Linked DNA regions of Mus musculus: region 2 is linked to region 1. The links are chromatin loops, found by intact Hi-C in ENCODE. Cell type or tissue: heart. All regions are shown on one strand. Each heading gives the region's core, and the rest is flanking DNA. Links, peaks and the distances in the headings are about the cores only.

Region 1 (16,550 bases), core at 3,242-11,241:
GTATGGCAGTCTCTAGATGGTCCATCCTTTCGTCTCAGCTCCAAACTTTGTCTCTTTAACTCCTTCCATGGGTGTTTTGTTCCCAATTCTAAGAAGGGACAAAGTGTCCACACTTTGATCTTCTTTCTTCTTGAGTTTCATGTGTTTTGCAAATTGTATCTTGTATCTTGGGTATTCTAAGTTTCTGGAATCCACTTATCAGTGAGTACATATCATGTGAGTTCTTTTGTGATTGGGTTACCTCACTCAGGATGATGCCCTCCAGGCCCATCCATTTGCCTAGGAATTTCATAAATTCATTCTTTTTAATAGCTGAGTAGTACTCCATTGTGTAAATGTACCACATTTTCTGTATCCATTCCTCTGTTGAGGGACATCTGGGTTCTTTCCAGCTTCTGGCTATTATAAACAAGGCTGCTATGAACATAGTGGAGCATGTGTGCTTCTTACCAGTTGGGGCATCTTCTGGATATATGCCCAGAAGAGGTATTGCGGGATCCTCCGGTAGTATTATGTCCAATTTTCTGAGGAACCACCAGACTGATTTCCAGAGTGGTTGTACCAGCTTGCAATCCCGCCAACAATGGAGGAGTGTTGCTCTTTCTCCACATTCTCTCCAGCATCTGCTGTCACCTGAACTTTTGATCTTAGCCATTCTGACTGAACCAACCGTACCTTAAAAGAGATGCTTATTTAAAAAAAAAAAAAAGGAAGAGTTAAAAAAAATAACTCAAGGGCAGACTAAATAATGCTTTGTTAACTCTCAATTTTCTTAATGTTGGTGAAGAAGGAACAACAGCAGCTGAGAGACACTGGGTTACCAAAAAAAAAACTGAGGAACTGGACGAACCAATACACTATAAGGAAGTGTTGACATTAGAATGAAAACCTGCAATAATATTAAGATGGGAACGTGGCTATGCTTATGCATCTACAGGGAATGAAAGAATACAGCTACCAACTAAGCTTATAAAGATTAGATCTGACCAAGGAAGACTTGTTTTGTTTTGTTTTTCGAGACAGGGTTTCTCTGTATAGCCCAGGTTGTCCTGGAACTCACTTTGTAGACCAGGCTGGCCTCGAACTCAGAAATCTGCCTGCCTCTGCCTCCCAAGTGCTGGGATTAAAGGTGTGTGCCATCATCACCCGGCTCACAAACATGTAGCCCAGGCTAGCCTTGAACTCATGATCCTCCTGCCTCTGCCTCCTTCATCAAATCCTACTGGCATTCGTGACCACTATCAACTGAGACGTGAATGTCTTCACAAAGAAAATACCCTGCGTGATTGATTCACTCTCACAGACTGTCTCTGTTATGGATTTCTCCAAAATATGCATGCAAATTGACTTCGAAATGGTAGCCCAATTGATCGATCACACAAAGACTGGATAACACACAGATGGAGGAAACAACACAGAGACAGATGAAGGAGATGGACATAAGCCAGCAGGTAGAGAGATGCTGAGAGAGATGCTGAGAGAGACGAGAAGGGAGCAGCAGGCCAGGACTGAAGAAGAGGTCACTAATTAAATGGTAGATATAGTATAGTTTATATAGTTACGAGCTAGTTATGGAATGAGCCAAAGCTCATCGCCTAGGCACTTAATAATAAATAATTAGTCTCGGACTCATCATTCCAAAATTGGGGGCTGGGCTGGGAAAGAAAAGATGGATTTAAAATTGTCTTAATGACAACCCATAGACAAAATGGTCTTTCCACCTTCATTAACCTAATCTAGATAATTTCTTACAGGGATGCCTACATGCTTGCCTCCTAGGGGAGTCCAGATTCTGTCAAATTTGACACTCAATATTAGCCATCACATAGGGTCTCATGTAGCTCAGGCTAACCTAGAACTCTCCATGGAGCTGAAGATGAGCATGGACTTCGATCCTCCTGTCTCCACTGCTCAAGTGCTGGGATTATACAGACACATCCCCACAGTATGCTTACGTATCTTTTGAATTAACAAATACTAAACCCGGTGTGGTGGCATATGCCTTTCTTTTAATCCCAGCACTCTTGGGATGCAGAGCCAAGCAGATCTCTGTGAGCTGGAGGCCACCTCAGTCTATATACAGGGCTGTTAGATAGAAAAACACTGCCTGGAAAAACAAACAAACAAACAAAGAAAAATAAAACCACACAAAGAGAATAAATAAAAACTGAAAGTTCAGTTGTTATCTTGTCTACGGAGGGAGTGGATACAATTGAACCATTTCCGGACAGGAAGCTCGAAAGTTTGGTAAAGGCAGCTCCTCTGCCTACCATTCCCTTCCTCTCCTCTCCACTCTTCTCCTCCCCCCTCCCTTTCTGTGTAGCTTCATTTCATGTAACACCATGCTTTTGTTTGTTTATAACATAGTGTATTGCTGTGCTTTCCATCACTGTGACAAAATGCCCAAGAGAATTAATTTAAATTGAGAAAAGGTTTTGCTTTGGGCTTAAGGCTTCAGTACATGTGTGTGTCCATATTGGTTTGGGCCTGTGGTGAGACAGCATATCACAGCAGGAGACAGTAGATGAGGTCTATTTATCGTGGAAAAGCAAAGAGAGGGGTGATAGAGAAAGAAGGTAGAGTCGGTGGTAACTAGTCTTCATTGTCAAGTTGAGTAGATTTGGAATCACCTAGGAGATATACCTCCAGATGAGATCAGCTAAGGAGGGAAGATCTGCCTTGAATGTGGTGGCACCATCCCATGGAATGAGGTCCCAGACTGAAGATAAAGGGCAAATGAGCTAAGCAGCAGCGTTCCTTGCTCTGTGCTCCCTGCCTGGTACTCAGTGTGACCACCATCTCTCAGTCCTGTGGTCACAGGACTAGTGGCTTTCATTGCCATGCCCTCTCTATAGGGGTGGACTTCATCCTCACACCGTGACCCTGAAATCAACATTTCCTTCCTTCCGTGGCTTTGGTAAGATATTTTGTTTGTTATGTTCACAGCACTGAGAAAGGTATCTAATACTGGCTCTCAATACCCACTCAAAGGCATGCCCGCAATGACCTAACTCCTTCCTGTGAGACCCCATCTAAAGAAGAGAAAGAAGGTCCCACTGCCTTCCAAAAGCCCCATGAGCTAGAACCCTTTCAACACATGGAGCTTTGGGAGACGGTCAACATCTGCCCTACAACAATGACATAAAGGGTGAAATGATGTCGGGTACCATTCGTATGTGTCAGGACTGTTGGGCCTCCCTTCTTTGCTGTGTCTTTATACTTACATTCCATTCACTCTCCACATCCATGGATTCCACTAATAGAATGTACATTAGGGGCTGGAGAGATAGCTCCGCAGTTAAGAACACTTGCAGCTCTTGCATAGGACCCAGATTCAGTTCCCAGCACCCACATGGTAGCTCACAACCAGCTCTAAGTCCAGTTCCTGGATATCTGGTGTCCTCTTCTGACCTCTCCAGGTACCAGGCATGGACATGGTGGACATACACATATGCAGAAAATACTCATATACATGATAAAAACATGTAAACATGCTGAGAGAGAGTCAATGGGGACGGGGAGAAAGAATATTTTAAAATTTATATTTTGAACATGTAATAATTTTTGTTATAAGTAATCTAAAGATGATCTGTATACACATGTTTATAATATATTCTATGCAGATACATTGCAATTTTATAGAATATGAGCGACTGAGGCTTTGATTATCTGCAGGGAGTTTGTGAACCAATCCCCTCGGGAGGCCTGAATTCGCTTTAATATCCAACACCAGGGAAAACTTTCACAATCTGTATGCACCGCCAGACTGGAAATACCCGAGACACAGAGGTCTGCTGCAACCTTTTACAGTAATAGAAGCTTAAAATGTGCTCTTCTCGTGAGAACCCCAGACACTGGTCAGAGGGCCTCAGAAGGCTCTCTTTACAGGATTCATTCTGCCCTCAACTTTCTGCTTACTGTTGACAATTCTTTCTTCCTCGGGGTGCTTTTCGAAGGGACTTTACTCTTGGATTATCACGGCAAGCCTGCAAGCAGATGGCGTCACTGTTGAATGAGGACCCGGTCGGTGCCTTGGATGAGCTCTGGAATTGGAGTTGGAGGTGGGATTAGGAGGAAGAGAGACCTGTGTACCAGCAAACGCTCTTCGTTTCACTCATTGTCTAATCACTATCTGATCCCTGCCAAGTTCTCATTTGGCATGGGGCCTTTTCACAGGTTATCTTCACGACTTCGTGAAGCAAATATTGCTGGTTTTCCCCACGTTCAGATGAAGAGCTCTGACCAGTGAAGAGGCTGGGTAATTCATCATCTAATGTCAGGTAGCTGCTGGGTGGCAGAATTAGAATCTGAGCACACACACGGCTCTGTGACTCCAGAACTGTAACCAGCACAGAGGGGTCTCCTGGTCAGCTCAGGTCTAACACCATGAGCACCCGCTCGCTCTTATCTTTGCAAAGGTGAGGTTTGCTGTAAACTGAAGCCAGATCCTGACAGCTGTCTCCTCAGCTCCCTGGCATTTATCACTTCTTGCTTACACTTCCCAGGGACTTGCAGCCATGTAAGTGGCTTAACCGCTACCGGCTCATCCTTGAATTGAATGCACAGATGGTACCCAGCTAGATGTGACTTAACCTAATTATTTTGTCCCTTTCACGGTTGGAAACAGTCATCAAGAAGGAGAGACTTTAAAAGATTTATTTAACCCTTAGTATCTTAGAAAAAAAAAAGAGAGGCAATTATCTTGAAAGCAAATGAGTCTGTGGCTTTTCCATAGGAGAGACATCACCACCACCACCACCACCATCACCATCACCATCATCACCGTCTTAGAAGACAATTTAGAGCCCATTGCACCTAATAGCTATCAAGTCAACAAATGCCATGTGGAAGTTGAAGAACTCACTGTTTCATACATATGGTGGCTGAAAAAGTAGGGCATCCTTCTGGCTTGACGGCTCAGCCTCTCTTACACACATTGATGGTAATTTATCTCTCACTTCCTATCATCTTTTCGGGACCCAGAACTATTTTACCATCTGCGGATGGCTTTAATGGCTGTTTCTTCAGTGTCTCCACCCTCAACGCTACCCTACCCCACCCCCAGGCTTCAGGCTATAGCTCTACCCTATACCAATGATTTTAAGATGGGTGGCGACAAATCCCAATCAACTCCTCAAATCCCCAAAGATGGTTCACTAGAACCACCCCCTTCCACAAATACAAAAACAAAAAGCCACATATGCCTGCAATAAGATCCTCTGATCTTTCAAGAGTTCTGCCCAGCATACACATTGGAGAAAGTGAGGAAGATATTTGTATTGGGAGGTTGGAGGGACCAGTCAGGAGTGTCTCATCAAGGTCAGAAACGAGGGATTGCGGTCTTGGGTGTGAGGATGCTGCAAGGGAGCAGCAGGTAGTATCTGGCAAGCCAACACTGTGGCTGGGGGATGAGGGACAGGTGGAGAGAGGACCAAAGCACTGCCTCTTAAAGCTGCTACTATTGGACTGGAAAGATGAGCATCTTTGTAAACAGCTAAAAATATACAGGAGGAGGTTAGGGAGACCGAGGAACTGACTACCTGCTTGTAGGAAAAAAGGTGTCCTTGTTTCAAGTCCACGGGACCACAGCCATAGATGAAGACGTAAACACATTGTAGACTTGACTTACCAGTGTAGGAGCTGGCTCCGGACTCTTGCTTCCAGGGGAGAGTTCCTTTGTGTTTTTTTGCATTTGTTTTTCTTTGTTTGTTTGAGACAGGGTTTCTCTTTGTAGTCCTGGCTGTACTGGAACTCACTCTGTAGACCAGGCTGGCCTCAAACTCAGAGATCCCCCTGCCTCTGCCTCTGCCTCTGGAGTGCTTCGATTAAAGGTGCATGCTACCACCCTCTGCTTCTTTTTGTTTTTGTTTTTTGTTTTGTTTTTTAAACATGGTCACACTCTGTAATTCTGGCTAGCACAGAACTATGTAAACCAAGCTGGCCGTGAGCTCACAGATTACCCACCTTCCAGGTGCTAGAATTAAGGCATGTGTCACACTAGGCTAAGAGATTCTTGTTGTTGTTTTGTTTTTGAGACAGCGTCTGTCTCTGTTGTCCTGGATGTCCTGGACCTCACTATACAAACCAGTATGGCTTGGAATTCACAGAGGTCCCCCTGCTTCTGCCTCTCAAGTTCTGGAATTAAAGGCATGCACCACACCTAGCTAAGAAATTTTTTTGTTTGTTTGTTTTTTTTTCTGAGACAGAATTTCTCTGTGTAGCCCGACTTCCCTGGAACTCTATATGGACTGGATTTGAACTCAGAGATTTGACTGCCTCTCCCTACCCAAGTGTTTGGGATTAAAGACATATGCCACCACTGCCCCGCTGGAATTCCTTTTAATAGTCCATTTCTTGCTTACAAAACAAAGAAATCTAAGTAACAAAATTCATCTGTATTTTTCCCTACTAACGTGGCTGATTTGGGTCCCAGTTACACATTACAACTTACCTCTAAGTGTTTAACAAGGCACCTCTAAGTTTCATGCAAAGAAGCAATGCTCTGAAGCATAAATCCAACTGCCTACTGATCTCTTGCCCTGTTCTTTCCAGATGAGACTCCGTTCACCTCTTGTCAGCAGGACGTTGATTTGTTAACACTACCCATGTCCCAGGTAGCAGGCTCAGATGGGTCTCAAAATAGACCAGGAACAGAGGGTTGATAAGATCCCAGTGGGCAGAAGGTAATGTTACACCATCTATGATATAACCTCTAGAATGAGCGCTGCTGCCCTTTGCTCTAGAATCCAGCTCTGGTGCCTTGCGAGGTATAAAGTCCTCAAACGACTGGGGATGCAGTGTTCTCAGGCTTTCCCTTGAAGTTAGTTAAACTTCCACTCGAGCTTTTGGAGGCGTCAAACGAGCAGTTTTCAGCCTTTTCTTTCCTTTCTTTCCCTTATTTTGCTTTAGAGGGACGGGTGACCAAACAAATGTTCTGGGGGGCCGTTTAAGCAGAACAAAATCCTTTGCGAGAGCACGTGCCAGCTTTATTACAATGCACGGCACACTCTGAGAGCTTTTGGCACGCACTGGAGCACAATTGAGTTCTGGGGCTTTGGGGACAAAGAAAGGCTGCTAATTTGTGCAGCCACTGCCTGAGAACTGGGAGCTGGGCGGGGAGCGTGGAGGACACTCCTCTAAGAAAGGATGTTAGAGAGTCAGCTTAGATGGGTTTTCCAGACGTAAGAAGGGGAAAGACCCATCTGGGGTGATATCCCGGTTTCTGCTGATCCGCAGGCCTGATGTCAGGATATCTTGTCCCACCCCGTATAGTTCAAATCTCTACCTTCCCCGCTGGAAAGTCACCTTTCTTAAGCTACACAGCTGCCACCTCTGAGACTCTTCTGAGAGGAAGGCAGTGTATGCTAATATTTATAGAGGAAACCAGGAAGTGAGGCGACGCAGCCCCAGCTTCCTGATGGAGTTGTTGACTCACACTGCCATACTTCCAGTGATTTCCTTCGTTTCTTTGTACCTCAGTTTCTTAGCAAATCATGAAGGATGAAAATGGAATTCCCCTAGAGATACAGGGAACACCTAAATCACATTTATGATTTTTTTTTTATATAACCAACATAACTTTCTTACATAAAAGATTGCATCTTTATGGTTTTCTCCCTAGCATAGGTCTGAAGAAATACTATTTGAGGTCCGGGGAGTGTGTGTGTGTGTGTGTGTGTGTGTGTGGTCATCTGGCTGACTCTTCATTCCCTGACTTCCCTCCTCTTTCTTCTTCTTTTCCTTGGTGCGTTTCTTATGTCAAGTTTCTTATGTGAAGTTTTGCTTTTGGGAGATTGGAGTTTATAATTTCTCTTCGCTCATCCCCAAAGCCGGCAGCTTACAAAGCTGTGTCCCAGGGTCTGTTAGGTGATATAGATGACAGCCACAAACTTCTTGGTCACAGCTCTTTGTGCTGTTTAACGTATTTAGGTTGCCCCTTTGTGCTGGCTTTTTTTTTTTTTTTTCCTCTTCTTCTTCTCCCTTTCAAAGTGTTGACTTTATTGTTTGGCTAGGATGAACACTTCTCTTCCTCTTGGGTTTGGGACTGGCCTCTGCTTTGTCTCCCTCTGTTTTTGAAATGACATGCAATTTGCTGGGCTTTGCTGGATTATGTCTGGGTTTTTGTTGCTGGTGTACCCAAATTGTCACTGGTCCCCAGAACCTTCACCACCTCTAGTCCAAGATGGATGAATCTCGATAGAAAGGTTGTCTGTGACATTTACAAGAGATATGCATTCTTTAAAAACTGCCTTCTCTCTTCGGTTGCCTGCAAAGGGAGTTCCCCTGGAAGGATAAAAGAGCCAACAAACCCACAGGGCTGTTATCTTTTCCCCCTGCTGTGTGGCCAGGCTGCTCTGTTACTGGACTTACTCTCAGGCTGGTTCAGAGTGGAACACCAGGTCTTTCCGACAGAGTACTGGGCAAACTTCAGGTGCTCTTTACTTCCTGACCAGCTTTTTCTGACTCCCCACACATGATATTTTCCACTCCTGGAAGCAACACTTTTTTTTTTTTTTTTTTTTTTTAACTTTGGTAAAGTACATTTTGGTAGATACCCTTGGATCTTACTGACTCATCCCAAAGCGTGTTTGGTGCACCAGAAAGCACTAGATCTGGTGTGTGCGGTAAGAATAGTGTCTCAGCCGCTGCGCTCCCAGAGCAGGGTGTGTGCAGGTGGTGATGGGGAGGCCGCCACAGGCTCACACTTTGTAGGAAAAAGAGAAAGATGTCCAACGATAACTATATCACAATGTTCAAAGTATAAGATTGTCTAATAAGAACAAAAGTATTCCCCTATCTTCCTATGTGCCAGGCACCAGGGCAATCAGTGTGGACTTTAGTCCACTCTTGCAGGACTTACATTTTCACTTCTTTTGACAGACGAAGGGATGGAGCCCTGAGGAAGCACAGCTGCTTCTTCAGACTTGGCCACCAAGGCTCTGCAGCAAAGGGAGCCGCCCTTTTGGATGGCGTTGGACTGTGCTAGGGAAAGTCCTAGAAATAAATCCTCTCATGTTTCCCTGAAAATGGATTTGTTTCTCCAGTTCTAGAAGGACACGGGGTGGAGCTAGTTGTGCTTAGAAGATGTTATGGATGCCTGTTTTGCTTCCTCAGCCTTCAGGGGTAATCACCCAATGTTTTCCAGGTGACCTTGGCTCTGGGCTGGATCTGTGGGTTCTTTCATGCACTTAAGGGAAGCTTTGGACTATTCTGCTGATTCCACGAGGGACACCTATTTACAAAGAGATTGAGACATGTGTGTGTGCACATGTGCTTTGATACCAGTGACTAAGTTTCTACTCATAAAAGGGAAAATTCTTTCAAATATATCTAAAACTATTAAGATGGCTCTGTCAGCTCCAAGTGGGCATCCCAGAGATCAATATGTTTGCCAAGGTCTTGGGCAATGTCTCTGTTGCTATATTTAAAGGGCAAGTCATAGTTACTGAGTTCTCAGCATCCTTTGCTGCTGGTTATCATCTTTTGAATGAACCCATTCTCTTAGTTTCTCGGTGTTGATGTTAATTTTCATTATGTACATGTGGAGGGGTATGGGTACAGGTGTGTGTGGAGACCAGCATGTCCAGTGTCAGTCCCCTGGAGCTGGAGTTACAGGGTCATTGGTTGTGGGCTATCTGACATGGGTACTGAGACCTGAACTGGGGTCATCTCCAAGAGCAGTACATACTCTTAACTGCTGAGCCATCTCTCCATCCCTGGCTTTCTCGTTTTCTTAATATATTGTTTTCTTAGTATTGTTTGAGTCATGTTTTGCTTGTTTCTCCTGGAGCAGCGTTCTCCAAAGACACACATGTAATGAGAGTTTTGGTTTCTTTAAAAGCCCCATTATGTTACATGAGTGTGCTTTTGTTTCAGTCCTAGGTGTGGGATATGGCACTACTTCAGATTGTCCACAGCAGCTGACTATGATTTGCCTTGTGCTCTGGCAGGGGTGTGATTCTGCCGGCTGAAGATAGTTTGTGTTTGGAATTCTGGGGGACTCTTGACAGGGTTTTAAAATGACAGCACCCTGAGAGGCTGCTGAGGCTGCTGCTCCCTGAGCTGCTGGTAGCTCCTGTTGTCGTGGTTTGTCAGGAAATCCTGAGTAAAGAGACGAGAAGAAGAAATTGGATATCCTGACAATGAAGACTGGACTTGCCACAAGGAACTCAATGCTCCTAATCAGCAGGAAGTAGTCTAAAGAGGTCTATGGCCCCCTTTCCCTCTAATCATCTTTCTCTTCTGTTGGGGGGAGGAGGGGTTGGAAGGGTTGGGAGGTAGATATAAGAATCTAATAAAGTAACCAGAAAGGATGGTTGCATACACATATTCTCTAGTCCCAGGAAACTCTCATTTTCAAAGATCACATTTATTGCCAAGGCTTCAAATGGGAGCTCCCTGTGCTTGCAATGGCTTCCATGTCTCTCTCTGTAGACTACACCTTCCCTTTCAGTTTTGGAAGATTAAACCTTCTACTCCATGTAGCATACAGAAACTTCAACTCAAATGATCCAAAGAACTAATACCCACTTGGAGAGGGCCAGTGCATGCCTGTCATCCCCCCACTCAGGAGACTGAGGGAAGAGGACCACAAGTTTGAAAGTAACCTATGCTACTTGTTTCAAAAAGCCATAAATAAATAACACACGTCATGTAACACACTCTATCCACCTCACATCCTTTTGTTTTCTCTACCTGTGAAGGGTACTTCCCATGAACCATCTGTCTGCCCAAGCCAGGGGCCATTGCCATCCTCTTTGATTGTTTCTGTTCTCGCTCTCCATGACACTATTTGTGTAAGTCCTCTTTCAAAATGAATTGTATGTATTTGTTGTTGTGTATGTGATCCTGGACCGGAACTTAATATGTAGCCCAGGCTAGAATTCTTGTCAGCCCTCCTGCTACATCTTCTGGAGTGGTAGGCAGTCAGGTTTGAGTTACCAGGCCTGGCTCATGACTTAGATCTTTTTACACTCCACTTCCATTCCTTAGTTTATCGCTTCCCTGTGTAAAGTCCTGATAACCCAAGCAAGTCTCAGGCTGCGACTTCGGTGGTTGCTTTTGTTCTTAAGTTAGGGTCAACACTGAAGCTTGGCTTGTAAGACCCTGAATGGCCTGGCCCTAGCATTTGCTGTGGTACTGACAAGTCTCCAATTTCAAATGCTACATTGTACCTCTATTGTCTTTACTCTGTATCAGTCTTCTTTCACCTGGTCAATTCACCTTGTCAATTTTGCTCCCCAACCCAATCTCTCTCTCTTTTGAGACATATTTCTCTCGTAGCCCTAGCTGTCCGAAAACTCACTCTGTAGACCAGGCTGTTCTCAAACTCAAGAAATCCATCTTCCTCTGCCTCCTGAGTGCTAGAATTAAAGTCGTGCATCACCACTACCCAGCCATTTCTGCTTATCTTTTAAATAACACTTAGAATATTATTTCTGGTTACTTTCCACATTCTTCTCAAACAATTAATACTACCTTCTTCTACCTACTTTTCTCATTGATGACGTGACAAAAACACCCAACAGAGGTGACTATCCCATGGAGGAGTTCACTTTGGATCATGGTTTCAGGTGGTGCACGGTGGAAAAGAAAACATGGCAGAATTCACATGGCAGAGATGCTCCCCACTGACAAAGACCCCTCACATGCCAGTAGACAGGAAACAAAGTCTAGATCAGACCAATAGACCTGCCTGTACTGACCTACCTGTGCCAGCCAGGCCCTGCCTTCTATGGGCTCCACAGCATTTAACCATATCCTAGTGATGGAGAGTTTAAAACATAAGGCTGTAGGAGACATTTCTGATTCAAATCCCAATACTATCACAGTGTTAATTGGTACTGCCTGTAGACTGTGCTTTGGGGATATAGGGGTAGAACTGTTTTTTATACCATTGTATCCTACCTAGAGCTTTGCAAATAAGAGGGCAGAGGCCTATGTTAGATATTTGCTAGTTAAATATTTACCTATGGTTGCATAAGCATTTACCCTAAAATGTAGTGGCTTAAGACAACAAATTTAAATTATGTCAGTTTTTCTGGGTTGGTATTTCAGGAACAGTGCTGCTAGGTGTTTGTCTTAGAAGGTCAGAATACCAGTTGGGGCTGCTGTAATCCAAAGGCTAAAGGGCCTTTCTCTAAGATGGTCACTCACATGTTTGTTGATAGGAGGCCTCTGTTATGGAGAAACTTTATAGGCCTCCCCAGATGTTTGCTTGAGAATCTGTTTTTTGTTTTTTAAATTTTAAAAAATTTATTTATTTTATATATGTGAATACACTGTTGCTCTCTTCATGCATACCAGAAAGAAGGCATCAAATCCTATTACAGATGGTTGTGAGCCATCATGTGGTTGCTGGGAACTGAACTCAGGTCCTCTGGAAGATCACTTAGTGCTCTTAACCGCTGAGCCATCTCTCCAGCCCTTGTTTGAGAATCTGTATGAGACATCTCTTAGTTTGCATTTCCATGGCTGTGATGAAACATCATGACTAAAAGTTGGGGAGGAAAGGGCTTATTTGGCTTATGCTTTGAAGGAAATTAGAACAGGACCTCAAACAGGACAGGAACCTGGAGGCAAAAGCTAATGTAGAAGCCAAGGAGGGTGGGGGTAGGGGGCTGCTGCTGCTTACTAGTTTGGTCCCTAAGTTTGTTCAACCTTCTTTGAACCCAGTACTATCAGCTCAGGGATGTCACTATCCACAATGCACAGTGCCCTCCCGTACCAATCACTAATTAAGAAAAGGCCCCACAGCCAGATCTCAATTGACTTCCCTTCCTTTCGACAACTCTAGCTTGTGTCAAGTTGCCATTAAACTCGCCAGTGCAACCAGGTGTCTTATTTATCCTAAGAAGCTAAGAAAGAGCAAAAGAGAAACTGTTGTATCCTTTTGAGGTTTGTGGTACTAGGAATTGAATTTAGAGCTGCATGCAAGCTAGGCAACTACTCTGTTACTGAGTTACATTCCTAGTCTAAACTGCCCTAGTTCTCACTTGAGTAATTATTTTGATTACATTGACAGGAAGGAATTCATTAAAAATGACTAAATATCCCCCCCCCTTTTTTTTTCAAGACAGGGTTTCTCTGTATGGCTCTGGCTGTCCTGGAACTCACTTTGTAGACCAGGCTGGCCTCGAATTCAGAAATCCACCTGCCTCTGCCTCCTGAGTGCTGGGATTAAAGGTGTGCGCCACCACGCCTGGCTACCACTTATTCTTAATGGGAGTTAATGGGAGAAGAATTAGACTCCACCTTTTGAAGAACAAAATATCAAAGAATTTGTACCTATATTTGGAAGTGACTGTAGAACTGGAATAAAATGAGCATAAGTTAAATAAATGGACTGTCCAGTGGGGCATTGCCACACATGCCTTTAAGCCCTAAACTTGGGAGGCAGAAGTAGGCAGATCTCTGAGTTCAAGGCCAGCCTGGTCTACAGTGTGAGTTCCAGGACAGCCAGGGCTATACAGAGAAACCCTGTCTCAGAAAACAAAACAAAACAAAAACAAAAATCAAAAAACAAAAAACAAAAACAAAAACCAAAAACCAAAACAAAACAAAGCTAACCAGATAAACAAACAAACAAACAAACATACTGTAGTCTTTTGGACAAGAATGGCTCCCATAGATTTATGTATTTGAATGCTTGGTTTCCAGCTGATGGAACTGTTTGGGAAGGATTAAGAGGTGTGGCTTTGTTGAAGGAGGTGTGTCACTCAGGGTGGACTTTTAAGTTTCAAAAGACTTGCATTATTCCCAGGTCACACTCTATGTCTAGTGTTGTCACAAGAGGTAAGCTATCTGCTATTGCTCCAGCACTATGTCTGCCTGCCTGCTGCCATACTTCCTGCCACAATGGTCATAGACTCTTCCTTTGGAACTCTAAGCCCCAGTAAACTCTTCTATAAGTTGCCTTGGTCCTGGTGTCTCATCAAAGCAATAGAAAGTAACTAAGATACACACCAATCCAAGATCCTGTCATTCATTCATTCACCCACTGAGTCTTCAACACCCACTGCTGCAGGAGTTTCTTTGAAGGAAGGCTGGAAATTCCCTTGGGGAAGAGAACACATGAAAGTAGAGTTGGCCTTGGTGCTCAAATATGAGTGATTGGTCTAGTGACCTTGTCATTGGTATCCCAGATTATCCCAGGTCCTGATCACCATCAGCCATCTTCACGGTTTGTTTCTGTCATCACTCCTAATAACAGCTCTTTATGTTTTCTGGGCTTATAGGTTGGTTCTGCCATTTTCGTGAATGATTTTCTCATATCTCTTTAAACTATAACTCTTGGGAGACAAAGTTGAGGGCAATTATGTTAAGTTTAGAGCTTTGGACAGATGGGTCACTGTGTAAATGCTGCCTGTCTATGTAGGGCCCATCTTTTCTGCATATGAGATTGTATATTAAACAGTAGCTCTGTGGCCATTTCTGGGGAGCTGGAGACACCCCACCATGATTCGTCTTTCACATCCAGTCCTGTCCCACAGGTGTAGGTAAAAGGTCAGACCTGGCCTTCATTCTTTTGTTAGTTTGATAACTCAGACAGAGACCACTCTCTTTTAAAGCTTGCTTTGCAAATACTGCCCCATTTCCTGCCCAGCAACTCTTTAAGACTCAGGGATGTCCCACGTGTGGTGTGGAATTCCTAGGAAGTTCTGCACAGTGCCTGTAGGTGGGACCATCAAGCTCTTAGAACAAACTAGTGGCAAGTACTGCAAAAAGTTCTAGGCCAAGCTGTAGCCATTCTAGCAAGAATGAAGATGCCGTAGAAGAACCTTTGTTCTTCTCCTTGGACTTTCAGACCTTTGAAACAATGAACCCCAAGGTATTGAACTTTCCCTAGGAACCTAATTCTGGGAAAAGAAAAAAAAACTGGAAGCCTGGTGCCAGCCAGCTGCAGGGTTGGTAGGTAGAGGGTATGGGGAGGGGGTGTCTTGGAGGTTGTTGCAGAGGTTGGACCACACACCATATCTCCTAGAAAGAGATTTTAGGAGATATGGTTCTGGCACAGTTCTGACTACCTGTCAGATCACTTTGTAGGAGGTTGCAGAACAGGAGCCCAGGTTTTATTTTGGCTCACAGTTGAAGAAGGGAAAAGGTCTCTCATGGTGGCTGGTATTTGAGTTAGGTGGTCGCACCGTAGCCTTGCTGTACTGGAGCTCACTCTATAAACCAGACCAACAGTCAGTGTAGAGAGCCACCTTTGTCTGCTTCTTTTTTTTTTTTTTTTTTAATATTTTTTTATTAGGTATTTTCCTCATTTACATTTCCAATGCTATCCCAAAAGTCCCCCCATACCCTCCTGTGTCTGCCTCTTGAATGCTGATTGAAGGGACACATCATCAGACCGGACTCTGGTTGGTTTTGTTTCATTTTGTTTTGAATCAGGATCTTGCTTATAAAGACCAGACTGGCCTTTGAATTCTTGGTCTTCCTGCTTTAAACACCTGAGTGCCTATAGCATGGCTATAACTTTTTTTTAAAGAGTTGCTTTTAGAATTACTCTGTAACAGCTGATGTGGTGGCTTTAATCCCAGCACTTGGGAGGCAGAAGCAGGTGGATCTCTGAATTTGAGGCCAGCCTGGGATAGAGAATTAGTTCTAGGACAGCCAGGGCTTCACAGAGAAATCTTCTTTCAAAAAATCAAAACCAAACCAACCAAACAAACAAACAAAAAAAAACCCCAACTACAATACACACAAACAAACAAACAAACAATCCCTCCCCCCCAAAGTCTATAAGAAGAATTCCTTCATTTTCTGGAAATGAGACCAGCAGTAAGCTCCTTTTGAGATTGTCCTGGTGTGTCTGTTAACGAGTGATACCAGAAGGTATTAGCATTGTTTTCTTTGTTGTTGTTGTTTGTTTGTTTCATTTCTCTCTGTGTAGTTATTGTACCTGGACTACAGGAGGATCCTATTTTAATAATGAAAGATTTGGCAAACTGATTTTTACTTAAGGGCTGTAGAGGAACTTTCTAAGAAACTCCGGGTGAATTGCTTGGCAAGGAGAAAATACATTCACAGATCCACCAGTCTCTGTGGTTTGTATTTCTTTTATCTCCTGCATGGCGTGGCCTTCAAAGAAATGGACAAAGAATGCACAAACTCTGCCTTCGGAACTCTGTTGAAGCATTTTACTGGGCCAGTGAAATGGCCGGGTGTTAAGGACAAACACAATGTCTGTTGGCAGTTTCATATGGCCCAGCTTGGTAGTAAGGGGCAGGAGAATGACACTTAGTGAAGGATCAGGGAAGGCCTGTGGGAGGTACGGATGCTCAGAATGGCAGAAGGCATGTAGTGGCTAGAGCTACCTCTCAGAGTGTAGGTGCCAACTTTTATTTCTTAACTCCAGCATTCTCCAGGACCTCTGAGTAGTCAGCTGACCTCACCTCTTGCTCTGCCCTTTCTCATTGTGAACTTCCAATCTTGCAGCTTAACCCTAGAGAGAGGACACTCAGCCAGGTGGCATTGACCTTGATCTGCACTCCAGCCATTTTGGGCTCCTTCTCCTGCAGTTTATCTTGGGAGCACAAAGGTCCTGA
Region 2 (16,550 bases), core at 4,245-12,244, 100 kb after region 1:
AGATGGGACAACCTGTGCCTTGTAAAATACAGATAACTAATGTCACAAAAGCGTGTGGGGAGACAAAACAGAAGCATGTCAGAGCACATTCACAGGAGCACCTACATATACACTTTCACGTACACACACATACAAACACACAGAGATCCAAGATACTATGTCTGAGGTTAACTCAGGGAATGTGGAACAAGAAGAGTATTAGATCTTGTATCAAAGAAGCCCTTTGCCAGGGAGCTCAGAGCTTGCCCACACTGCATAAAGAGGGTTGAGATTCCTTGGGGAGCTGGGATGTGGCTGGGCTCTGGTGGCCTATTTTGGTCAGAATCTTCTTTCTGTCTGTCTTGGAAGAAAACCAATTTCTGGTTTGCTTTGTTGTTGTTGTTGTTGTTTGTTTTTGTTTATGTCAAAATATTAAAGAGTAAATTCTTCCTTACCCTGACTAATTCCAAGGCGTAGTTAGACTATTGAGAGCTGATCATTTTTTTGGGGGGGGGGATTGCTTCAGTAGAGGAGGGCATGTGGAAGCTTTAGGCAACATCTTTGAGAAGTGTAGTTGAAGGTGCAGGGGTTTTGAAGAAGCCATGCCTTAGAGTTTCTATTTCTGGGATAAAACCATACCCAAAAGCATCTTGGGAAGGAAAGGGTTGATTTGGCTTACACGTCCTGAGCTACAGTCCATTGAGGGAAGCCGAGGCAGGAACTGAAGCAGAGGTCATGGAGGAATGCTGTTTGCTGGCTTGCTCAGCCTGCTTTCTAATACACCCCAGGGCCACTAGCCATGGGGGGAGTATTATCACCCACAGTGTGTTGGGCCCTCCCACATCAATCACTAGTCAATCATTAGTCAATCAGTTATTAATCATTCAATCATTAGTCAATCAATCATTAGTCACTCTACACACACAAACACACACACACACACACACACACACACACACACACACACACACACACACACATTCTCCTATGGAGAATGCATTTACTGGGATTAGCTAACCCTGCCTCGTCCTCTAGATGTATATGATAACCCTGCCTCCTTGTTTATCTGTATACAGTAACTCCACCTTCCTGGTCACCTGTATATAATAATTACAGTGAGCTTCTGAGTTTGCCACAGCTTCTCCATCAGACAGCCCAGTCCATCCTATTGCAGCTTTTTTGTGTGTCCTTGTGTCTGGATTTTCTTCATCCCCTCACCTCCCCAGTTAGGTCAGGTCTTGGGAGCCACGCAAAGATACTGCATGGCTGACCAGCAAGCACTTGTAATATGAAGGAATCAATGACAGGTTCAAATCAACTGTAAAGATGACTGTTTATCAGCTGGGCAGTGGTGGCGCATGCCTTTAATCCCAGAACTTGGGAGGCAGAGGCAGGTGGATTTCTGAGTTCAAGGCAAGCCTGGTCTATAGAGTGAGTTCCAGGACAGCCAGGGCTACACAGAGAAACCCTGTCTCAAAAAACAAAACAAAACAAAACAACAACAACAACAACAACAACAAAAAACCCAAACCCAAACCAAAAAAACAAAACAAAACAAAACAAAAAAAAGACTGTTTATCACAGAAAATAAATGAGCAAGGCATGCTGGTACATGTTTGTGATCTCAGAGCTCAGAAAGCTGAGGCAGGATGGTTGGGAGTTCCAGGACAGGCTGGGGAGACTCTGCTTCAAATACTGACTGACTGACTCACTCACTCACTCACCCACTCTAGGAAAAACAACAAAACAAAATCTAAAACATAAGTAAGCAATTCGAACAAAGGACATGGTCAGAAGAGTCAGAAGAATTATAATAGATTAAATGTTTTTCTATCACGCACAGACTAAGAGAAATGCAAAATCATTGGGACCCTATGCCACTGTGTCACAAGCGTCCATGTCTTCTAAGGCTCAGGAAGGATTCAGAAAGGATAGCGCTAACTCCAGTAGGATGGCTGTGAGCCAACCTCTACGGTTTCAAGTGGGAACCTGAATAGTCACGGCTTCCATAAAAAGCTATTTGTAAATACATGTCAAATGTTATAAAAAAAAGTACACATTAGTTGCTCCTGCAAGATTCCATTTCTAATTTTATGACTAGATCACGGACTAACTATATTTCATTATCTTGAGTACTCCATGATAGTAGGGTATTTGTGAAGAGATGAGAACTTTTTTTTTTTTTTAAAGAAAACAGTGGTTGGAGAATCAGTAAGGTATTATGATAGAAATTTCTTGTGCATGTGTGGTGTATACATTTGTGTTCCTATGTCTTGCGTACATGTGTGTGGGATATACATGTATGTATGTATTCAGGCATGTAACTACGTACATAGTGGCCGGATGGGGATGTTAGGTACCCCTCTCCACCACTCTCCACAGTATTCTCTGTACACAGGGTCTCTCATTCAACAAAGAGTGCTTGTAGTTTTCAGGTAAGCAGGAGGCCAGCAAGGCACAGTAATCCTCCCGTCTCTTCCACCTTTTCTTGTTTGTTTTGGTCGGTTGAGACAAGGTCTCTCTACAGAGCCCCAGCTATCCTCGAACTCACTGCATGAGCCAGGCTGGTCTTGAATTCACAGAGATCAGTCTGCCTCCTCACAGGTGGTTGTGGTCACGTGACTTTTTCAAGTGTGCGTGTGATAGAAATCAAGATCCTCGTGTTTGCATAACAAGCACTTTCGAATTGATGAAATCTTCTGTAATTATTATTGTTATATACACAGAAGCACACATTCTTATCTATATGACCTACTGAGTCCAGTTGGTGCTGCCCATAGGCACATGTGTTTAGGGCTGACCACTCAGGGTTAAAACCTACTGGGACTTAGCCATGAAGTAATTGGAGTCTTCCTCTCTTGGCAGCTAAGAGCTGCTAACAGCTTTTCAGTTAGGGGCGGGACCTTATGAAATATTTCCTGTACATGTTGGCATGTCAACTGGTGTGGTCCTGTGAAGGCATTCTTATTTTTGAGAGTTTATGGCAGTAGCATCCTTACCATGTTCAGAATATACTGTCTCACGGCAGTTGGGCCTATCCTCTGGCTCTTTCGATCTCTCTGCCTCTCCTCGCTAAGGTTCCCTGAGCCTCAGAGTCAGTACCTCTGTTGTAGATCTCTCAATCTATCAGATCCCTCTTCTAAGGCCCGAGTTTCTACTACCAGTATTTTCTCCCCAAAAATTGATCAGTGAAATGATTATCCTAGAAACACGTTCCTGACAATGTAGTAGTTCTCGTGGGTGTTTTTGTTATTTTTATTCACTTACTATTTTGACAGTGAGTAAAATAACCAAGAAGCAAAACATAAACGAAAGCCAAAACCAAACCAATCCAAACAAAAAAAGACCCTAGGAGACCAGTTGCCAAATTAAGTACACACACACTCAGAGCCAAGTTATTCCTGTCATATTTAATCAACTTGCTTTTGTGTGACTCAAGTTTATTGTGTTTGTCAGTGTGTGTATCTGTTGTAGAGACCAGAGGAGGGCATGGCTTCTGCTTTACCCTCCGGCTTATTCCTTTGAGGCAGGGTCCTTCATAGAACCTGAATCTTGCAGCCTTTGGCTAGGCTGGCAGCCTTCCAGAAGAACCAATCCTGTCTTCCTCTCACTCAGTGCGGGGTTATTGGTGGGCTAGGAACCAGGTCTAGCTTGTTTTATAGATGTCGGGACCCAAACCCCAGTCTTAAGATTCGCAGAGTGGGTGAATGCCCTTAACCCCGAGCCACCTTTCCAGCCTGAGATTGGTTCGCTTTCAAAACATTCTAGTGAGCATTACTCTTAAGGATTCAATCATATTACTAGCGTATAGTCATTAGAATGTGTTACTGAGCTTTGGTTACATTGTGATCTGACTAAGGTCCTTCACTAGTGCATGGCTTCTGGGTGGAACCCCTGGGACTGAACTCCGCATCATTCTTTTTCATTCAGCATCCACGCACTGCATGGTAGAGCTGTTAAAAAAACAAACAAACAAACAAAAAAAAAAACAGTAAGACCTGCTGTTCCTGTACCAATGATACAGAATTCATTCTTCTTTAGTCTCAGAGCTAAATGCAAAGAATACATCTTTATTATCCTAATAACCATGGTCTGTGTGTATTTGGTGAGACTCATGGAATTTCTTTGTTTTGTTAATTTTCTTTTTGATGGACAAGTATGAATGCTTGTGGGGGGTGGGGAGGGACTGCTTGGGAACAAACCTCTGGGTTGCAAATGTCACACACCTGTCAGCCATGAATGGTCTTTTCTTTGGCCAGCAGTTGTGGTGTCTTTGTGCTTGGCTTCTCTTTCCAGCACCCTGTGAGTGAGCTCTCATCACAGCAAGACCTGCCTCCCCCCCACCCCCATCTGCTCTGATAGCCAGTTCCCTGTAAGCAAATGCTGAGAAAGTTCCAAAAGGTTGGGATCCAATGCAGGTTCAGTCTGCAAGGTCCAGAAAGCCCCTCCCACCAGACTCTTCCTTCTGCCCTTCCTCACTGCTCCGTATCCAATCTTAAAACCCCACACTGTGGGAATTTCCCAACTTTCAAACATAGCAATCCCCCCCCCACACACACACACAACTTATACCCATTATACAGCCGGACTGAGCCATTTAGTATGATTGTTCTTTGTCTATCACATACTATTATGCTCAGTAAATGTCCCGAGTAACAATGGGAGGAATACCCAAATTGAGCAACAACACCGAATGTACCAGACCATGTATTTTAAGTAAGATTAGATCAGGGAAGATGTCAATGTTGGCCATTTCAGGGGGTAAAGAACCTAGAGAAGGCAGAGTGCCTTGTGGGCCAGTTCTTGGCTTTTGCAGTTTGTTCCTTATTTCGGTTTCCTGGCTGCTTTTGAAAGTCCCTTCAGAGGTCACGCTGATGAGTTCTTGTAGGATTCTCTACTGGTCCATCTCAGACAGTCTTAGGATCTGGGGGGGAAACCATACTCTATGCTGGCTGAGAGCTTCTTGAACACAGCTAGGTAAACAACCCAAGTGCTGTTCATCACCTTCCTCCTCCTCCTCTTCCTCTTCCTCCTCTTCCTCTTCCTCCTCCTCCTCTTCCTACTTCTCCTCTTCCATCCTCCACCTCTTCTTTCTCCTCTTCCTCCTCCTCTTCCTCCTCCTCCTCTTCCTACTTCTCCTCTTCCATCCTCCACCTCTTCTTTCTCCTCTTCCTCCTCCTCCTCCTCCTCCTCCTCTTCCTCCTCCTCCTCCTCCTCCTCCTCCTCCTCCCCCTCCTCCTCCTCCTCTTATGTTTGTTTGTTTGTTTGTTTTCCCCAGACAGGTTTCTTTGTGTAGCCCTGGCTGTTCTGTTCTGGAACTTGCTCTGTAGACCAAATTGGCCTCGAACTCACAGAGATCTGCTTACCTCCGCCTCTGAGTGCTGGGACTAAAGACGTGCGCCACCATTGCCAGGCACCTTTCCCCAATCCCCCCAGGTCCCACAGCTCTTGATGCTTTTATCTCACTGGAGATAAAAGTAGATTCTGCACAATACAGCTTCCCACCACGGCAGCAGGCCTTCCAGGCACCAATACCAAGTCATCTAAGGAGAGTAAAGCCAGGGCTAGTTTCTGGAGCCTTGCTTACCCACAAGAGAACGTTTAATGTTTCTGCTGCTGGGTGCCAGGTATTTTGCTGGGGTGTGGCATCTGATGATGAGCCAAATGTGAGAAATAGATTATTATGGTCCTCTTTCAAAATGAGGTGTTTTTAGAGTTCATTAGTGTTACAGATGAGGTGGAGGCAGTAGATCCCTCTCTCCCTAGCTCATGTTTACTTGTCCTAGAGCCCTGAGAGATGGAAACTTACAGGTAGTCTCACTGCCTGAGCCCAGAGAAGGGGGCCAGTCTCAAGTCCCAACGTATTTGTTGGATAACGTTATGTCTTACAAACCAACGAGATGGGAGCATTTGGGACAGGGGGAAGTCCTAGCCTAAAAAGAGAGGATAGGAATTTCCTGTTATGGGCTGTACTGGGGGCAGGGGAGGAGACCTTAAAAAAAAAATCACAGCCTATGCCGATCAGCATGTTGACCATCTTTGCCCCGCCCCATGGTGATGTCCCTTTCTGCAGAATGGTGTAGTAAAACCGCTTCATTTTCACTAGTTTTAAATTTTTGTTCTTACACTATTCCCAACACAAGGACACATGTTGTTCCCTGGCCACAAGGATCCTAGGCCAGGGGGTCAGAAGGTACTCACGAAGCCTGGCTCAAATCCTAGCCAGGTGACACATCTTGCTACGGAGCTGTAGAGGTGGGACAGCAGGAACACAAAGGAGGGAGCAGGATGGGGCTGTAGACTGTGTGTGTCTCATCCTCCCCCTCCCCACCCCCGCAGGCCACAGCCTCCGAGAGGAACTGGTGAGTGCTTATGGAGCAAAGAGCATGTAGAACCTTCTAGTCTCTGACCACGTGGTAAGATGGAGCATCTGTCTCAGCAAGCTTTGCTCTCTCTTTTCTCTCTGGCCTATTCTGGTCCCCTTTCTGCAAGAGTTTGATTTTCCCTCTCTTTTCTCTACATGTCTGCAGGTGTGTCAGTACATGGATGGATAGACAAACACACACGCTCATGCACACATACTTAGGCACATACACACTTAGATACACACTTATACACACACACACACATGCTCATGCACACATACTTAGGCACATACACACTCAGACACATGCACACACTCACTCACATACACTCAGACACACACTCACACACACACATGCTCATGCATACATTCTCAGGCACACACTCAGACACACACACACTCAGACACACACATTCAGATACACTCAGACACACAAACACACTCAGGCACACACACACTCACACACACACTGAGACATGCATGTCCCATGTGGGGATAGGTTGCACTTCCTCTTTCAGCTGTGGCTTCTGGGCAGCTGCTCTACTCTGTCATTTCTGCCTTATGAAGCTTTGTCCCTATTCAAGTAACAGAAAGCAGAAAGTGGCCCGGGAAACTCGACCTTCAAGCACACAGAACAAAAGAGAGAGCCACTGTCTTCCTGGAAATGGTGCATCAAAACTATTTGCTGGGATTGGCTTAAAGCTGGCTTGATGGCTATGGTCTATTTTTGGATGGGTCAAGCTGGTATAAAAAGGATGTGTGAACGTGAAGATGAAGAAATGCACTTTCTATGGACAGAACTAAGACTCACCTGAATGAGTCTAGGAAAGAAACTTAACTCAGTTACAAAATGCTGGATAAAGCCAAGAGACTTAATAAAGTACTTTCTTGTCAAAAAAAAAAAAAAGAAAAGAGAAAAGAAAGGAAGGAAGGAAGGAAGGAAGAAAGAAAGAAAGGAGAGAAAGAAAGAAAGAAAGAAAGAAAGAGAAAGAAAGAAAGAGAAAGAAAGAAAGAAAGAAAGAAAGAAAGAAAGAGAGAGAGAGAGAAAGAAAGGGAGGAAGAAAAAGTGAAACTGTGTATCTAAATGACAAAGAGCGATTTCTTTACTTTGTGGGTTTCATGGCTCAGGCAGAAGAGGAGTTAACGCGCCATCAGTGCCAGGAAGCAACAGACCAAAAGTCACTCTGGCTATTGCTTGGAACAAGTTCTGCGCAACCAGTTACCGTTTCTCAAGTGTTCTGAAAGTGAGCCAAGAGCAGTCTGCAGAAGCGGCGGCCGGCCGGCTAAGCAGCAGCGTGGACTGTTCTCATCTCGGGCAGACGGCCGAGCAGCTTGTACAGTTATCTCTTTAATTGGCATCTCCTTTGCTTTTATTTAAAGCAGAGCCTTCTGGTGCGAAGTGCACTGAACTACCAGGGTGCTTGCCCCAGCAGACCACGGCAAAGTGACCTCGCTTCTGGAGGTGTCAGAAGAGTCCATCCACGGAGGCAGAGGCAATTAAGTCAGAGCCCTTTGACTATCCTTCCCAATCCAAGACTGCGCTCAAGATGAAGCGTTGGCAAATTGCGGTCCAGAGTGGGCCAATCCTGTCACAAGTCGAGCATGGCCTTTATGTCTCTCAATGGGGAAAAAAAAAATCAAGAACAAAGTCGTACTTTGTGATTCATGGAAATGATCTGACTTCAGATTTCAGTGTCTACAAATAAAGTTTTATTGGAATACCAGTGTGCACATCCACTTGCCTATTGTCTATGGCTGCCTTTCCAGTGAATGGAGTTGCTGAGTGGTTGCAACATAGTCTAAGGACTCACTGTCTGCTACTTTCGAGAGAAACTGTGCTGGTTTCTGGTGCCCCCCCCCCCCCCCCCCAGAAATCTTCCTTCCCTGAATCTCTGAGAACATCGTTAACTCACTGAGCTACAGTCAAGAATGAAATGAGAGAGTGAACATAAAAGCCCTGCTTTTAAAGCTCAACCCTTGTACATTCTAGGCGTGCACTCACATTTCCAACCCTATAAAAAGTCTGAGAAGCTTGAAGGCACTTGCACATATTCTTAATTCAGTTGTATCGAGAAAGAAGATCCGATGCACACATACCCAGCCACTAGGTATTGCTGGAAAGAGAAAGAACAAACAAGTCCTTCCTAATGCTTTGTATAAAATAAGTTCCATTTTTCTTCTTCAGGACTGGAAACAGTGTAAGGCTACAGATGTGTGAAATTATATACATCTGGAGGAGAGAGAAATAGCAACATGCTCATGTATGCCTCAATGATTTAAACTACTTCTGTAGTTTCATTTATATTTTAAAAGATTTACTTATTTTTACTTTATGTGGATGGATACTTTGCTTGTGTGTATGTATGTGCACTATGTGCAAGCAGTGCCCGTTGAGGCCAGTAACGGATCTGTGGAAACTGGAGGTACATATGGTTGTGAGCAGCCATGTAGGTGCTGGGACTCAAACCTGGGTCCTCTGGAAGAGCATCCATTCCTCTTAACTGCTGAGCCATCTCTCCAGCCCCATAATTCTGTTTTAAAATAAATAAGAAGAAAGACCCCACACACACACTTAGTTCAACATTAATGTTTCAAAGTCTCTCTCTCTCTTAATTTTCATAGTAAATGTATATCTGTTATGGATAGGAACTGGTTGACATGCATATCATATTAAATCCCAATGCCATGTTCCATGCAGTTGAAAGATTCAGAGCTAAGTATTAAAAGTTAAATAGAAACCAGCTATAAGCCGGGCGGTGGTGGTGCACGCCTTTGATCCCAGCACTCTGGAGGGAGAGGCAGGCAGATATCTGAGTTTGAGGCCAGCCTGGTCTACAAAGTGAGTTCCAGGATTCCAGGACAGCCAGGGCTATACAGAGAAACCCTGTCTTGAAACCCCCCCCCCCAAAAAAAACCAAAAAACCAGCTATAGTGGTACATATCTTTAATCCCAGCACGTAGAAAGGATAAGCAGGTGGGTCTCTGGGAATTAAAAGTCAGCCTAGTCTATGCGTAGTGAGTTTCAAAACAGCCAGGGCTACAAAGATGTCTCGAAATCAGAAAAATATAAAAAAGAAACTAAATAGATTTTTTTAGATAAATCATATTACTGTGATTTATATTTTCATGGCAAAATATCTGAATAACTTGCAACTAGTTAGTTTATCTTTTTGAATATGTTTAATTAAAAAGAGCAAAATTCTTCTTTTTAAAAATTTATCTTATACAGAAAGTTAGAGATTGTCAACCTTTAAAATGGAGTTATAGTTTCACAATGGCAAATGAAAACTGGTTGGTTTGCTATGACAGGTTCAGAGGTGCCCAAGAATAATCTAGAAACATCATCAGATGCATAGGTACATGTTTCTTCTTCTTCTTCTTCTTCTTCTTCTTCTTCTTCTTCTTCTTCTTCTTCTTCTTCTTCTTCTTCTTCTTCTTCTTCTTCTTCTCCTTCTCCTTCTCCTTCTCCTTCTCCTTCTCCTTCTCCTTCTCCTTCTCCTTCTCCTTCTCCTTCTCCTTCTCCTTCTCTTTCTTCTCCTTCTTCCCTCCTCCTCCTCTCTGTTCTTCCTCTTCTTCTTCCTCCCCTCCTTCCTCCCCCTCCTTCCTCCTCCTTCCTCTCTTCTCCTTGCTCCTCCCCACTCCCTCCCACACCCTTCTCTGTGTTTTCTGAGACAGAGTCTCACCATGTAACTCTGACCGGCCTGAAACTCACTATGGAAACGAGGCTAGCCTCAAACTGATAGAAATCTCCCTGCTTCTGCCTCCTGAGTGCTGGGATTAAAGGTGTACCCTACCACGACTGTTCTAGAACTTCTATTTGAGTTTCGTTTTCTAACCATGACTGTTTCTAAAGCTCCCAAATCAACGTAAACCATGCCCCCCTTGCATACTGCTAGAAATAGCCATGTTCTTTCCATTAGAGGCCAGCTGTTGTGTTCAGCTGGTGGGGCTTGCCATGTGGGCAGCTTTGCTGTGGGTTGTCATCTCTAGGAAGAGCCTAGATCCTGCTTATTCTCCTGAGCTGTGGAACAACATCAAGCCTGGAAAGGCAAACCTCAGGAGGTGGGAACATCAAGTTAGGCTGGTAATGGGGCTCCTGGGGCAGCCATGAGATGTGGGGTAAGCCATGGCATCCTAACTGCTCCTCATCAAATGGGGGTGACAACAGACTCCACAGCATCATACCTGAAGCATTCCATGGAGGAGCGCTCGCACCATGTATGGTGGGAGGGACTCTTCCAATAAATGCTAGCCATTTTTACTGGCATCATAAGGCAGTCAAAAGTAAAAGACTAATACATTTGTTTTCAATCCTGGGGTTGCTGGGTGGGTGGTTGGGTTTATCAGTGAGCTCAACCTCTAGCTTCCAAACACGCATTTCTTGATGGTAGAAGGAAGGAGAGCAATAGTTGTCTTTCTGTTTCCTACAAACCCTAAATCAAGGGGTGACCATCAGCTGTCTTGCTCACTCATTGGTGATGGACGGAAATGCCTGGAAAAACCCATTATCCATCTTAAGTCAGCATCGAATGCCTTAGACAGAGACGGCTCTTTAGTGTTGAATGAGTTTTGCTTGTACATTAGTCTCCATCCAACAAAATGATGAAGTACACATTGGTTGTTGATGTGTCGGGAGTGGCCAATAAACAGTGATAAAGGATCTTTTGTCTCCTTGCAATAAACAGGGGAACTCCTCTTCCCCGACATGCTTGATAAACACCATCTGGAGTCATCTTTCTCAAGAGGGGCTCATTGTGTGATGTCTGCTAAGTGCTCTCTCTCTCTCTCTCTCTTTCTCTTTCTGTCTTGGTCTCTCTTAGCCTCTGTCTCCCTCTCTCTATATCTCTCTTTCTCTTTCTGTGTGTGCATGTGTTTGTCTCCATCTCTCTCTATTTCCCTCTGCCTCTCCCTGCCTATCTCTGTCTGTCTGTCTCAGTCTCTCTTATCTGTCTCTCTGTCTCTCTATCTCTGTGTGTGTCTGTCTTGGTTTCTCTCAGTCTCTGTCTGTCTCTATCTCTTTCTCTGTGTCTCTGTTTGGTCTCTCTCAGTGTCTGTCTCTCTCTGCCTCTCTGTCTCTGTCTCCTCTCCTTTCTTCATTCCCTCCGTTCTTTCCTCTTCCTCTCTTAAAGTGTAGTAACTAAAGGGCTCCCTGTGCGTGGTCCCAGTTTTTAATGGATTCCCTCCTGACTCAGAAATTCAGCTATCTTTAAATTTAATTCTCTGCATTAAAAGGATGGTTGATCTAGAGGCAGGGTGTTGGGCATTTGAAATTGTTAGGGCAGGGCATAGATTTGGAGAAGTTGTATGTGGATGATTAATGGCTAAGAGAGGAAGAAGTATTTAAAATATGAGTTGTATTTAATGAGTGGACACTCCCTCATGTGCTTTTATTTCAAACAGTAAAGAGTGAAAGAGAGCTTTGGATGTTGGATGGGTTTTTAATCAAACACTACAGTAGACATAGAAGACCACTGCGTTGAGTGTCTGCCTCTATGCATGACGTCTGAACTTCAGTAACTGTTGAAAGAATTTCCATAATCTTGGTTCCAGGCCACAGACCTCCAAATGTGTGTACTTCAATGCAGGCGGCCTTCAAATCTTTTTAACGGTGAATGAGTCATGATCATCTCTCTCGGCCTTCCTTCTTGCTTCAGTACATTTGGGATGTATAGCAAAAGTCCCTTTGATCACAATGGCTTAAAATGGTTTATTTGTATTCTCTCTCTCTCTCTCTCTCTCTCTCTCTCTCTCTCTCTCTCTCTCTCTCTGTGTGTGTGTGTGTGTGTGTGTGTGTGTGTGTGTGTAGGTCACACCAGAGTTGCAGGAGTCAGTTATTTCCTTCCAGCTTGTAGGTACCGAGGACTGAACTCAGGTCATCTGCCTCTGAAGCTAGCATCTCTACCCACTGAGCAATCTTGCAACCTTAGGCCTTCTAAATTTTTGCAGCAGAAAATTATTGGTTACAGTTCTAGAGGCTGAGAGGCTCCAGACCAAGGCACTGGCAGTTATGCTGTGTGCAGGGGCCACTCTTTGATTAAGGGATCACGTCTTCTCACAGTCCTCGCATCCATGAGCAAAGAGGTGCTCTTTCATGAGAATACTGGTCCATTCATGCGGACTCTGCCCTCGTGACATAATTTCCTCTCAAAGGCCATGCCTCCCATGAGATTTACAATTTCAGTGTACCGGTTTTGTGGGTGACTCAGGCACTCCATCCCTACTGCTTGCCTTTCCCCTCCTCTTTCTAAATTCACATTCCACATGCATCTTCACCTGTCTACAGAAATCAGGCCTTACTGTCTCTAGGCAGCTATTACAGGTTCTGACCTTGTTTCTTTATTACCTAACAGGGCCCACAATGATATTGGAAAGTTAGAAGATGGCATCTGGATAAAGACTAGTGAATATAGAGCTAGAGAGGTGGCTCAGTGGTTAAGGGCATTTGCTGCTCTTATAAAGAACCTGGGGCTCAGTTCCCAGGACCCACATGTTGGCCCACATTATCTTTAACTCCAGTTTCATAGGCTCCAACATCTATGTCAAACTTTCTTCAGCACTGCACATATGTGTTACACGAACATATATGCAGGCAAAACACCCATAGACCTTAAAGAGGAAGACTAATGAATATACACAATTTTCAGGATTTAGTAAAAAGAAACAAAAACCTGGAGGAAGATTTTTGTGGTTGTCTATTTCCAAGCTATAATATGGTGGAGAATGTCACATCCTACAGAGGGCAGCTGGCTCTGGTTGGTCACCATCATGGGTGAGACTCTGGAAAGATGGACAGTTGCAGGTTGTGTAATGGAGTACACAGGGTTCCCACCTCAGTGAGCTCGAAGTCAAACAAACATAGCCAAGACATAAAAAGGTAGAGAAAGATTTATTACCTGCAACAGGTATGGAGAACTTGGAAGTTACTTCCAAAGCAAGCCCTCCACGAATGAGGCAAGCATGGTGATTTTAGTTGGAAAAGCACACTAGAGGTGGGGCCATTCCTGAGCATGCTCAGTGAGTCCCTTGTTCGAGACGCTGGAATGGTGGACAGATGCCTCTGGGTGTGCTCAGCTGGCATCATAAAGTTTTAGGTGAAGATAAAGGACCCTTCAAAGGTTTCCCATAAACAGGCTTGCTTTGCTTAGTAGAGAGCAATTATGCTCTTCAGATGCAGGGGTGAAGCTGGGAGCACAGCGTTTCATAGAAACCTGTCCCTCCTCCCCCAAACAAAGAGGTGTGTGTGTGTGTGTGTGTGTGTGTGTGTGTGTGTGTGTGTGTGTGTCTGGGCAGGGGAGAAGGTGAGTCACACCCCCTCCTCCACCCAAGCTTCGGGCAGCATACTGGAGAAGTTGGTCCTCCTCTTGGCTGAGTGCCTGCAACAGTACATCTACTGCCATCTTGTGAATTCAGTCCCCTTCAGCACTTTGAGCTGCTCAAAGTTCTTAGAGGAACATTCTAGGGGTGGTGGCATCCATCCACGATGCGTTTTTTTGCTCTCAACGAGCCCTCTGTCAAAGCGAAAGTAGTACCACACCCTAGATCAAGCTCCAGCCATGGCCAGATTCCCCTCGTGAAATCCGTAGACCAGCAGCTTGTCATAGTTGCGTGGTGCTTCAGTTCTTGGCTGGAGGGTGAGTGCATCCACTATGACCGAGGTTGCATTACTTGCCCTCAGAATGGCTCTGAACCTGACCCTGCACACAGTAGGCCCTCCCTAAGCCTTGCCCTCTGACAGAACCACTCATCAAGGGTGAGGCGCTTGAGTCTGTGGGCAACAGCAGGCCATGCTCCGGTGTGAGTTGACTGTGAAGAAATCCCTTAAGGAGGGCTGTCTATTTATAATATGGGTGTGCCCCAAGACAGACAGGGGCAATAGAGCAGAGCTATGATCCCTCAGATGGGTGGGTGGAATCTTTTCCCACAGGCGTCTTTTGAATACATGTGACCCTTACGTTGCTATTTTGGGAGACTGGGGAACGTCTAGGAGGTCAGTCCTGGCCAGCAGAAGTGGGTCACTGGGGTGGGCCTGGATGAATACCTGAAGATTAAAGTACTTAGAATAATGTCTAACTCAACAAGCATTCTACATAATATTACTTTTTATGATGATTTTTTTCAAACTACTTAAATTATCTAACCCCAGGGGCCAGAGAGATGGCTCAGTGATTAAGAACACTGAACAATTATCAGAAAACCTGGGTTCGATTTCCAGCACCCACAGGACCACTTACAACACCTGAAACTCTAGTTCCAGAGGGATGTAAGGCTCCCTTCTGGCTTTTTCCCCACTTTGGGGCACTGCATACATGAGGTACATAGACCGACATGTAGTCAAAACAAATGTAAAAGATTAAAAAAACCAAAAAACAAAAACAAAACTAATCCTCTACATTTAATACCTTAGAGACTTTTGAAGGAGAAAAGAAGATACGACCAGATAGGAATAGATGTGTTTAAATTTTTTAAAATTATGTTGTTTTTGGTAATATGTATGAGGTACTGTGTAAATAAATGGGATTAACTAAATAAGGTGTAGTTTCTATTCTAGTGGACTCAGTGTTCAACTGGGGACACACAAACAAGTTTCAGGGCATAATGGCTTGCAAGTCTTCTGTAGTCCACTGTAGGAAAAGTTCCAGGACCCCATCTGGATAAGTGGGCGCCAGAAGCTGTGGGTAGTCCCAGCCTCCATAAATACAGGTTTTTACTAAAGCCCAACATAAATTAGTCACAGAAAGAGGTAACAAAATACAGAAGGAAAAACTGAGGATAAGGGTCGTTTGAAGCAAATGCTGCCTGGAGAAGATTGTGTGGGCGTGTGTGTGGGGTGTGTGGAGGGGGGAGAGCCCCAGGCTGAAGAGAAAGATGTCAGCTACGGATAGGGGAGCTACGGATAGGGGAGAATGGTGCGCCTGTGAAAGACAGATCAAACGTGTGAGAGATCTTAGGTTGCTGGCTGATAACAGAAGTTGCTCATAGCCCAATATTCAAGACTGGCAGAAGGAAAGAAGAGTTCTCCTAGACCAGTTCCTGGAGCCTGGAATTACCAACTGGGAGTTTGAACTTCACCCTGACAGCAAAGGGCAGGGGTGAGGACTGAATCAGAGTCCGTGTCTCAGTGTTCATAGTAGTTGGAGAAGATTCTGGAATGGAGATGAAAAGGAGGCTGGCGAGACTGTCACGGGGTGGGGGAAGAGGAGGGGGAGGGGGTCTAGAGCCTTGCTGGTTTCCTCATTCCATCATTACTGCTCAAAGAGGGATCTAAGGACCAGCAGGGCCCTCACACTGCCCAGAAAAGCCTGTCAGGCTCACGATTTCCCAAGCCCTTTCCAAGATCGACTGAGGGGCAGTGTTCTCAGAGGACCCTCAGTTCACAGTGAAGGACAAACCAGTCCCTTGCCTCAGGCTGCATATTTAAGCTCTGAGCTGAGCTGCAGGAGCCGGAAGTGCTAGTGGGCTTGTGGTCCAAATTTGCTCAGGTGAAACACTGGCAGAGGGGCTGTTGGCCTTGGAAGATGGTGACAGCGGATCCTGGTGCTTCTCAGCCCAGGCATTTGTGCCTACTGTGGGAACAAGGACATGCTTCAAGACACTTCTGCTCACGAGGCTCCGAAGAATCCGATCAACCTCAGGCCTCATCTCAAGTTAAACACGGCTCCCAAGGTGCAGCGCCCCATCAGATTTCTTCTGTACTTCACTAATGGTTCCATTTACAACCACGGTTTTGGGACCCTTTCTTGACTCTAAGCTTCTAGATGATTTTTATATTCTCCTTTTTTGTAGGGACAAGGCAAGATCTTTTTAAAAAAAAAAAAATTCAATCTGCCAGCACCACTTCCGTTTGGGAGCAAAGCCGTTTCCATTTTCCATGAAGTTAGCTGGAGAGAAACAAGACTACAGACTTGGGGAGAAAGAAAGAAAAGCTACAACCTGATGTCTGGATACCCTGTTTCCTGGTTGAGACTCAAAGGCCAAGGCATAGGAGATATCCAGAACACCACCCCTAGTGGACGAGACCTCTCTGCTATGATTTGAATGTGCACTGCAGAAGCTCCTGTGTTGAAAATGAACCCCAAGGTCTTGATATTGAAGGTTTGGGGAGGAGGAAGCTTTGTGAGGTGATTGGCATTGGATGAGGTCATGAGGGTGGGGCCACCTCAATTGCTTGTGTGACTTCATAAGAAGAGGAATTGCGATCTGAGCTAGC

What was found. Peaks named below come from ENCODE experiments on the same cell type or tissue, not always from the same donor. Only the 100,000 strongest peaks of a DNase experiment are listed, where the experiment ranks them.
Region 2: it touches region 1 in a loop (1.8-fold over the local background); 3 of 42 quality-filtered maps call a loop at or near these places.

What each region holds. Positions count from the first base shown.
Region 1 is chr13:37,751,974-37,768,523 of GRCm38, reverse strand. Gm31600 (a long non-coding RNA gene) reads right to left here and starts at 6,961. Exons shown (of 3, transcript XR_382211.4): 1 at 6,452-6,961; 2 at 3,919-4,043; 3 at 589-688. In heart, for the core only: no CTCF peak of the experiment used is centred there; DNase peaks (open chromatin) are centred at 6,673 and 7,133; H3K4me3 peaks cover 671 bases; H3K27ac peaks cover 2,754 bases.
Region 2 is chr13:37,648,539-37,665,088 of GRCm38, reverse strand. It overlaps AI463229 (a long non-coding RNA gene), which reads left to right. Exons shown (of 3, transcript XR_382206.3): 2 at 6,319-6,395; 3 at 6,928-8,076. Among named protein-coding and RNA genes, the nearest start is that of Gm40917, 8.7 kb to the right of the region's middle. In heart, for the core only: no CTCF peak of the experiment used is centred there; DNase peaks (open chromatin) are centred at 6,878 and 7,658; H3K4me3 peaks cover 381 bases; H3K27ac peaks cover 680 bases.